Linked DNA regions of Homo sapiens: region 1 is linked to region 2. A link is a contact called in ENCODE Hi-C or POLR2A ChIA-PET data. All regions are on one chromosome and are shown on one strand. The core of a region is the stretch at or near the end of the contact, and the rest is flanking DNA. Distances in the headings are between cores, read along the strand shown. Region 1 holds the start of DHDH (dihydrodiol dehydrogenase). Region 2 holds the start of BCAT2 (branched chain amino acid transaminase 2).

Evidence for each region. A loop is a pair of places that touch in the nucleus more often than their neighbours do. ChIA-PET counts read pairs that join two places held with the same protein, here RNA polymerase II (POLR2A). Pooled maps may share reads with other maps.
Region 1: a loop to region 2 is called in a pooled map, with 4 times the contacts of the local background. The contact joins the promoter of DHDH here to the promoter of BCAT2 in region 2. A Hi-C loop is called at or near these places in 6 of 50 pooled maps. POLR2A ChIA-PET finds 5 or more read pairs at or near these places in 6 of 52 experiments (GM12878, H1, HEK293 and 3 more).

The regions. Positions count from the first base shown.
Region 1 is chr19:48,930,531-48,934,948 of GRCh38, forward strand. DHDH (dihydrodiol dehydrogenase) reads left to right here and starts at 3,169. Exons shown (of 7, transcript NM_014475.4): 1 at 3,169-3,281. The coding sequence starts at 3,192. RefSeq lists an enhancer at 2,742-3,243.
Region 2 is chr19:48,809,543-48,814,239 of GRCh38, forward strand. It overlaps BCAT2 (branched chain amino acid transaminase 2), which reads right to left and starts at 1,487. Exons shown (of 11, transcript NM_001190.4): 1 at 1,442-1,487. The coding sequence starts at 1,465. It overlaps LOC105372432 (a long non-coding RNA gene), which reads left to right. Exons shown (of 3, transcript XR_936017.4): 3 at 802-1,295. It overlaps HSD17B14 (hydroxysteroid 17-beta dehydrogenase 14), which reads right to left. Exons shown (of 9, transcript NM_016246.3): 7 at 4,121-4,188; 8 at 3,914-4,010; 9 at 3,476-3,806. The coding sequence ends at 3,633. RefSeq lists enhancers at 1,067-1,136, 1,410-1,704, 3,718-4,329, silencers at 1,457-1,676, 2,753-3,062 and a cis regulatory region at 2,566-3,106.

The sequences.
Region 1 (4,418 bases), core at 1,919-4,418, 120 kb after region 2:
TATATATTTTTTTTTTTAGACCGGGTCTTCCTCTGTTGCCCAGGCTGGGGTGCAGTGGTGTGATCTCGGCTCACTGTAACCTCTGCCTCCCAGGCTCACGCCACTCTCCTGCCTCAGCCTCCAGACTACAGGTGCCCGCCACCACGCCTGGCTAATTTTTTGTATTTTTAGTAGAGATGGGGTTTCACCGTGTTAGCCAGGATGGTCTTGATCTCCTGACCTGGTGATCCACCCATCTTGGCCTCCCAAAGTGCTGGGATTACAGGTGTGAGCCACTGTGCCTGGCCGCTGAGTAGTATTTTGTTGAATCCACTGGCAGCTTAAAGGACATTTGGGCTTGAGCTATGTACAGCTGCTAACACCTGTGCACTGGTTTGTGTGCAAACATGTTATTTTTTCTTTCTAGGACAAATACCTGGGAGTATCAAAATTATTTTTTGATATTTATTATTAAATGATTTTTTCTTTTTCTTCATAGTAATGATATTGTGTCCTATGTGGATTTCCCTCCCCCTAAACCTTTTTTTTTTTTTTTTTTTTTTTTTGAGACAGAGTCTCTCTCTGTCACCCGGGCTGGAGAGCAGTGGTGCGATCTTGGCTCACTGCAACCTCCTCCTCCCAGGTTCAAGCAATTTACCTGCCTCAGCCTCCCAAGAAGCTGGGATTGCAGGCGTCCGCCACCATGCTTGGCTAATTATTTTGTATTTTTAGTAGAGATGGGGGTTTCACCATGTTTGCCAGGCTGGTTTCGAACTCCTGACCTTAAGTGATCCGCCCACCACGGCCTCCCAAAGTGCTAGGATTACAGGCATGAGCCACTATGCCCTGCCCCCTCCCCCCACTTTTTTTTTTTGGTAGAGATGGGGTCTTGCTTTGTTGCCCAGGCTGGTCTCAAAGTCCTGGCTTCAAGCATTCCTCCCATTTGGGCCTCCCACAGTACTGGGATTACAGGCGTGAACCACCGTGCCTGGTCCCATTTGTGTTTCTATTCAGCAGTTTGTGTAAACTTGAAGTCTGTGAATCCATGTGTGACACTCAGGTCTTAATTATTGTCTACCAAGTAAGAGAAAGTGACAATATCCTGCCCTGTGTGAAGCTGGCCAGCCAGTTAGGAATTATCATGTCCCAACCAGCCTGGGAAACTTGGCAAGACCCTGCCTTGATAAAAAGTTTAAAAATCGACTGGACACAGTGTCTCATACCTATAATCCCAGCACTTTGGGAGGCTGAGGCAGGAGGATTGCTTGAGCCCAGGAATTGGAGACCAGCCTGGACAACAAAGTGAGACCTTTTCTGTACAAAAAATTGCTGGGCATGGTGGCTCATGCAGGTAATCTCAGCACTTTGGGAGGCCAAGGCAGGCGGATCACCTGAGGTCAGGAATTCGAGGCCAGCCTGGCCAACACAGTGAAACCCCATCTCTAGTAAAAATACAAAAATTAGTCGGGCGTGGTAGTGGGCGCCTGTCATCCCAGCTACTCGGGAGGCTGAGGTAGGAGAATTGCTTGAAACTGGGAGGTGGAGGTTGCAGTGAGCCAAGATTATGCCACTGCATGATCACCCCAGCCTGGATGACAGAGCGAGACTTCGTCTCAAAAACAAAAAACAAACAACAACAGCAACAAAAATTAGCAGGCTGGGTGCAGTGGCTCATGCTTGTAATCCCAGCACTTTGGGAGGCCAAGGCAGGCAAATCGCAAGGTCAGGAGATCGAGACCATCCTGGCCAACATGGTGAAACCCTGTCTCCACTAAAAATAAAAAAAATTAGCTGGGCATGGTGGAGGGCGCCTGTGGTCCCAGCTACTCAGGAGGCTGAGGCAGGAGAATCACTTGAACCAGGGAGGCGGAGGTTGCAGTGAGCTGAGATCACACCACTGCACTCCAGCCTGGGGATAGAGTGAGACTCCGTCTCAAACAAACAAACAAACAAATAGCGGTAAGTGGGGCACATGCCTATACTCCCAGCTACTCAGGAGGCTGAGGCGGGAAGATAGCTTGAGCCCAGGAGTACAAGGCTGCTGTGAGCTATTATCACGCCACTGCAGTCCAGCTAGGTAACAGAGTGAGACCCTATCTCTAAAATAATTAATAAATAAAACAAAATAATTAGCCAGGTGTAGTAGCCAGTAGCTACTTTGGGTCCCAGCTACTGTAGTCCCAGGTACTAGGGTGGCTAAGGCAGGAGCTAATTCCTTGAGCTAAGGAATTTGAGGCTGCAGTGAGCTATGATTGTGCCACTGCACTCCTTCCTGGGCGACAGAGCGAGACCCTATATCAATAATAATTATAATAATACAGTATATTTTACATAATAGACCATAGAGCTCAATGAATCCTCCTCACAACCCTATGTAGGTAGATGTTATCATGATCTCTGCTTTCCAGAATAGAAAAGTGAGGACCAGAGAGGGCGACCTCTTGTCCAAAAGCAATACAGCCAAGAAGGGGCAAGGAGGGTTTTGAAACCAGTCGGCCAGGCTCTGGGGCTCCTAACAAGCAAAGCAGCCTGGTTTCTAAAACTATAGCTTCTGGAAGCAGCCAATTCACAGGTCTTTACCTCCTGACTGTGAGACCTCCAAAAAATGACCAGGGATCTTGGAGTCTGTTTCCCCCTTTGTGAACTGGGGACAATAGAAGCTACTTCCCAGGTCTGCGGGGAGAAATTAGGAACGAAGAAGGTAAAGCGCAGAGCTGAGGAGCTGGTCTACAGGTGCTCTATACATATTAGTAATAATTATTAAGTTTGCTGTTACAATCCTCTCTCTCTCTGTGAACAACCCCTAATGATGCGTGGCTTTGAGAGCAAAAAAGTCAGGGCAAAGTTTTGCCACAAAGTCCAGAGGGCAAGACATTAAATCTAACTCTCAAGGATTGGTGTTGGCAAGAAAGCAAACCTCTCCTCCCCACGCTGTCCTTACCCCGCGTATCCGACGAGCCTAAAGTCATAGGTAAGAGATCTGTAGAAGCGACGTCAAGGTGTGGTTCCCTCTGTAAGGCGGAGCTAAACGGTGCATTCGCCCAGCGGGGAAGCTAGAACTAAATGACCGCTCTGCCGACTGGAGCCAACGAGAATCGGCGTAGGCGCAATACGGGCGGAGGATGGGGACCCGCCCCCGGGGTGGGCGGGGCGTCAGGTACTTAATTCGCGCCTGGAGGGACCGAAGGTGCCGAGGGCTCCGCATCGCAACCATGGCGCTGCGCTGGGGCATCGTGTCTGTCGGCCTCATCTCCAGCGACTTCACAGCCGTGCTGCAGACGCTGCCTCGCTCTGAGCACCAGGTCTGCCCGCCCTCCGGATTCTGGGGAAGAGGAGGCGGGGGGCGGGACTCCAGAGTCTAAAGGAGGAGGGAGTTTAGGGTTCAGGACTAGTGAGTGGGTCGTCATTGCAGTGAAACGTCTGTTTCCTTGCTACCTCCTTCTCCATCTCTGTTCTGCAAACCTGTGGGGAAAAGAAAGATCAGATTGTTACTGTGTCTACGTAGAAAATGAAGACATAAGAAACTCCATTTTGAACTGTACTAAGAAAAATTGTTTCTGCTTTGAGATGCTATTAACCTGTAACTTTAGCCCCAACCGTGTGCTCACAGAAACATGTCCTGTATTGAATCAAAGTTTAATGGATTTAGGGCTTTGCAGGATGTGCCTTGTTAACAATATGTTTGCAGGCAGTATGCTTGGTAAAAGTCATCGCCATTCTCCATTCTCTATTAACCAGGGGCACATTGCACTGCGGAAAGCCGCAGGGACCTCTGCCCAAGAAAGCCTGGGTATTGTCCAGGGTTTCCCCCCACTGAGAAAGCCTGAGATATGGCCTCGTGGGAAAGGAAGACCTTACATCCCCTAGCCCGACACCAGTAAAGGGTCTGTGCTGAGGAGGAGTAGTGAAAGAGGGAGGCCTCTCTGCAGTTGAGATAAGAGGAAGGCTTCTGTCTCCTGCTCTCCCTGGGAATGGACTGTCTCAGTGTAAAGCGGACCATTCCCATTCCTTCTATTCTGAGATAGGAGAAAACCTACCTGTGGCTGGAGGCGAGATATGCTGGCAGTGATACTGCTCTGTTACTCTTTGCTACACTGAGATGTTTGTGTAAAGTGAAACATAAATCTAGCCTACGTGCACATCCGGTCACAGCACCTTTCCTTGAACTTATTCATGATACAGATTCCTTTTCTACATAGACACAGTAACAATCTGATCTCTCTTTCTTTTCCCCACACAAACCTGAGTGTCTTGAGGTTTGGAAAGGCCTTGATGTAAGCTACTATGAAGATAATTTCAATATTGGGGGATTTAATAACGGCTTTCCCCCAGATCTCTCTTTCCCAGGGCCCAAATGTCCAGCCCCCGTCATCTCTTCCCCCAGGACCACGTCTCCCCTTCCCCTGGCCAGAGCCTCCTCCTTTGCCTCCCTTCCACCC
Region 2 (4,697 bases), core at 237-2,736:
TCCCCCATCACAGACCAGGGCTGTTCTATGATGGCCCAAGATGCTCCACATCACAAGTCCAGATTGTGCCTGTAACTTATCAGAACTGGTCCCCAGCAGAGCCAAGTACTGTCCCAAACAGCTCAGGAATGTCCCCTATCCAAAGCCCAGCACTTTTCCCCATTATAACCAGCATTGTCTCTGCCAAATATCAGGGCTTATTTCCTATTCACCAGGTCTGAAATTAAAAAAAAAAAAAAAATCCCATTGTTGTCTTTTTCAATCCCCAGGACTATCCCTATGTTGCTGTCTAGGCCAGTACCTTCCAGACTGTCCCTACCATGGTCCAGCACTGTCCTCTCCACACCCCGGGACTGTCCCCATCACAGCTGAGGACTCAGCCCAATTATCTCCATTACAGGATATCTCTATCTTCATCAGAGCCTAGGAATGTCCCATCATGAGTTCAGGGCCATTCTATGACACCAGAACTGTGCCATGATGAGACGGTCCACATCAGTCCCAAGTGGACCTGTCAAAGCCCAGTACTGCCCCACCACAGTCCAGGAGTGTCACCACTAAAGCCCAGATTGCCCACATACCCCAGGTATCCCAGGACTATCCCTATCAGTCACTAAGAGCCGAAAAAAGTGAAATTCTGCCCTGACATTCATCAGCTAGGATAAGAGACTCAAATAAAGTCAGGTGTAAAGTTAACAGACAGTTCTCCCAAGGTTACACCGCAGCTGTGAAGGCTTGTAATGACCCCTTTCTTTGGCTGTTTCCTTCCTCACTGAGAAACCTTGTTCTCTGAAATCATAGACTCTGGGAAACGCTGCTGCTGTTTGACATCGCACAGTCAGAAGGGATCGTCTCAGCCAGCCTGCAGCATCTGTCACTTTGACCATGAGACGCTGCCTCGATTTCCAATCCAGGTGCAAAGCTTCAGATAGGAGTTTGGGAAGCACAGCAATCCCCATCTCTTATTTTTTTCAACTTTCATTCCAAGAAAATAGGACCTTGAGTCCAATTCCCAGAGCTGAGACTTGAGGTCCAACTCTGCCTTCACCTGCACCCGGCCCTGGAGGTCTGGGCCCCTTTATTCCAGCTCCCGCACAGGCTGATGCCCCACCGCACCCCAGGGCTCCGCTCCCCAAATCACAACCTCCCCACCCCCACGCCTCCCTCATTACAGGGTCCTCCACCATGTTTCCCTTTTTTTTTTTTTTTTTACCTCCCCGCCAATTACTTGCCCCACCTCATCCGCGTCTACCTGCTCCCCCTCACCCCATTAAAGCCTCGTGCTCCTTTCCAAAGGGCGCCATCCTCCTCCGCGCCCTGCAGCGGAACCCCAGGGCGGGAGGAGCGGCGCCGAGTCGGACCGGCTGCAGGCCAGTGGTCTTCCCGGAAGTGCGCCTCCCCCGGTTATTTCCCAGACCCCGGCGCGGGGCTGCGAACCCACCTGCCCCAGAGCGGCTGCGGCCATGATCCGTGCGGCGCGTAACTGTGCCCGCCCGGGGCGCGGCTCCGAAGAGAGACGTTCCGGCCACGCCCCGCTCACGCCTCCTTCTGGGGGAAGGCGGCCGACCAGCGCCCCAGGCCGTCCCAGCTCCAGGGCGTCGGCAGGGAGCCGGACACTGCTGCGGGGCGCAGGCGCTGGTGGGAGGGCAGGACTTGAAATACGGTCCCTGCCAGGCGAAGTGGCTCAGGTCTGTAATCTTAGCACTTTGGGAGGCCGAAGCGGGCGGATTACCTGAGGTCAGGAGTTAGAGACCAGCCTGGTCCAACATGATGAAACCCCGTCTCTACTAAAAATACAAAAAATTAGCCGGGCGTGGTGGCGGGCGCCTGTAATCTTAGCTACTCGGAAAGCTGAGGCAGGAGAATTGCTTGAATCGGGGAGGCAGAGGTTGCAGTGAGCCGAGATGATGCCACTGCACTCCAGCCTGGGCGACAGAGTGAGACTCCGTCTCAAAAAAAAAAAAAAAAAAAAGTCCTGGCTTGGTGGCTCACACCTGTAATCCCAGCACTTTGGGGGCCAAGGCGGGTGGATCACCTGAGGCCAGGAGTTCAAGACCAGCCTGGCCGACATGGGGAAACCCCGTCTCTACTAAAAATACAAAAATTAAGGCCAGGCACGGTGGCTTACGCCTGTAATCCCAGCACTTTGGGAGGCCGAGGTGGGCGGATCACAAGGTCAGGAGTTCAAGACCCGCCTGACCAACATGGTGAAACCCCGTCTCTACTAAAGATACAAAAATTAGCCGGGTGTGGTGGTGTGCGCCTGTAATCCCAGCTACTAGGGAGGCTGAGGCAGGAGAATCATTTGAACCCTGGAGGCGGACGTTGCGGTGAGCCGAGATCGCGCCACTGCATTTCCAGCCTGGGTGACAGGGTGAGACTCCGTCTCAAAATAAATAAATAAATAAAAATAAATACATAAAAATACAAAAATTAGTCGAGCGTGGTGCCGGGGGCCTGTAATCCCAGCTATTCGGGAGGCTGAGGCAGGAGAATCGCTTGAACCCGGGAGGCGGAGGTTGCAGTGAGCCGACATTGCACCACAGCACTCCAGCCTGGGCGACAGAGTGAGACTCCGTCTCAAATTAAAAAAAAAAAAAAAAAATCGTATCCCTCGGCCATCGTGTCTCGGCAATCCTACCCTGGGACACTCTGTCTCCAAATTCTACCCCCACAGTGCCCCCAAGTCCTGTCCCCGGGTCACTATCCTGCCACCCCTAACAGCCACAGGCCCAAACAGCCAAACCGCGGGACCCTTCCCTCACAGGGCGTCGCCCTGTTTTTCTGCGCTCCGCCCCAGTCCTCCTGCCCCACCCGCCAGCCCCGGGCTGTAGGGTCGGGGCCCACTGACAGCTCCCGCCCCCGCCGCGGCCAATCAGCGGTTGGTGCACACGCCCCCCCGGCCACAGCCAATCCGCAGCAGCCCTGCAGCTCCACCCCTCACCTGGGGGACGCCAGCGCACCCGGGCCCTGCCCCCCCCCTGGGTCCAGCTGGGGAGTCTGCGTCCCCCAGTGCCCTGCGGACCAAAACCCAGGAGTTTCAGCCCCTCCTCCCTCTGATCCAGATGTCTCAACCCCCTACTTTCTCTTCCCTTTGGACTTTTCTTGCCAGCCACCTTCCTATTCTACAGGCAGTGAGAGGAAAACTCCTTTTCCCTGAGGGCCAAGAGTAAGAGGGCCTTCTGCGTCTCCCCCTCCATTACCTCCTAATTAGCGCTTAATTTACTCTCCCCTGCGGGCCTTTAGTTAGCGCGCTGGTGAAGCCAAACCGCTCTACCCTTCCCAGGAGCCCCTGGCGACAGCGACAGGGCTAGCAACATCAGGCACCTGCTTGCTGCAAGGCCTGGGGTTGGGGGGCGGGGGGAGCTGCAGTCCTTCAGGGTCGAGGCAACTTGTGGGTCTGGGGTGCAAGGGCTAAGTGGGGCAGAAGGACTCGTCTAAAGGATGGGAAATAAATATAACGATATCCTCCTCCTTCTGGCTGCAAATCGTTTTTATGGGAACCTGCAGGGTGACCCGGCACCTTGCTAACTGGGCTTAGAGTCTAAGGGCTTGGGGGCTGCATCTGATACAGGTTGGAGTTTGGGGTGGGAGAGTCCTAGGAAGGGGGCCCCAAGTAGAAATGAGAGAAATCAGGAAGGGATATCGGGGGCGTCCACGGGGGTGCTCCGACTGGCCTTGCACCCGTACCCCAGCTCTGCACCCCCCGTCACGAGCAGTTCAATGCCCGTGCAGAAGTTGGCTTCGGAGGCCAGGAACACTGCCGCAGCCCCGACCTCAGCGGGCTGGCCCATGCGGCCCAGTGGCTGGGGAGAAAAGAGGGGGGAAGGAGGTCAAGAGGAGCCCCACTTGATCGCCATGCCCCCCACCCCCATGCCACCTTCTACCACCTGGATCTGAACCCCACTTCTACCTGGGCCAGCATGCCCTCTCGGATTGTGGCCCTAGGGTCTGGCATTAAGGCTGCCAGCTCCTCCCACAGCGGGGTCCAGATGTTTCCTGGGGAGATACTAGAGGAAGGGAGAGGGGGGATCAAAGCAATCTGTCTCGAACCACTTGGGATCACTCCCAGTCACCCCAGTCCCCCCAGGAGGCTCTCCGCCTGCTCAGAGCAGCTCACCAGTTGACTCGGACACCATATGGACTTTCATCCAGGGCCAAAGCTTTGGTCATGGCTGTTACTGCCCCCTGCAGGAAATGGAGCGGGGAAGAAAGTTCAGTCCCCGGGACATGGGGTCCCTGCCATCCATTGTCTCCTGCCAGCCAGGGGGGCATCAGAATGGGGAAGTCATGCCCTCCTTGAAGGCTGCCTTCAGAGGCACCAGGCTTGGTTTCTTGGGAGAAACTTGGCATAGAAATCTGTCACAGGAAGGCCAGGTGCAGTGGCTCACACCTGTAATCCCAGCACTTTGGGAGGCCGGGATGGGTGGATCACTTGGGCCAGGAGTTCGAGACCAGCCTGGCCAACATGGCAAAACCCCATCTCTGCTAAAAATACAAAAATTAACCGGACATGGTGGTGCACGCCTGTAATCCCAGCTACTGGGGAGGCTGAGGCGTGAGAATCGCTTGAACCCATGAGGCAGGGGTTGCAGTGAGCTGAGATCATGCCACCACACTGCAACCTGGGTGACAGAGTGAGACCCTATCTAAAAAAAAAAAGAAGAAAAGAAAAGAAAAGAAAAAAAGAAAGTTAG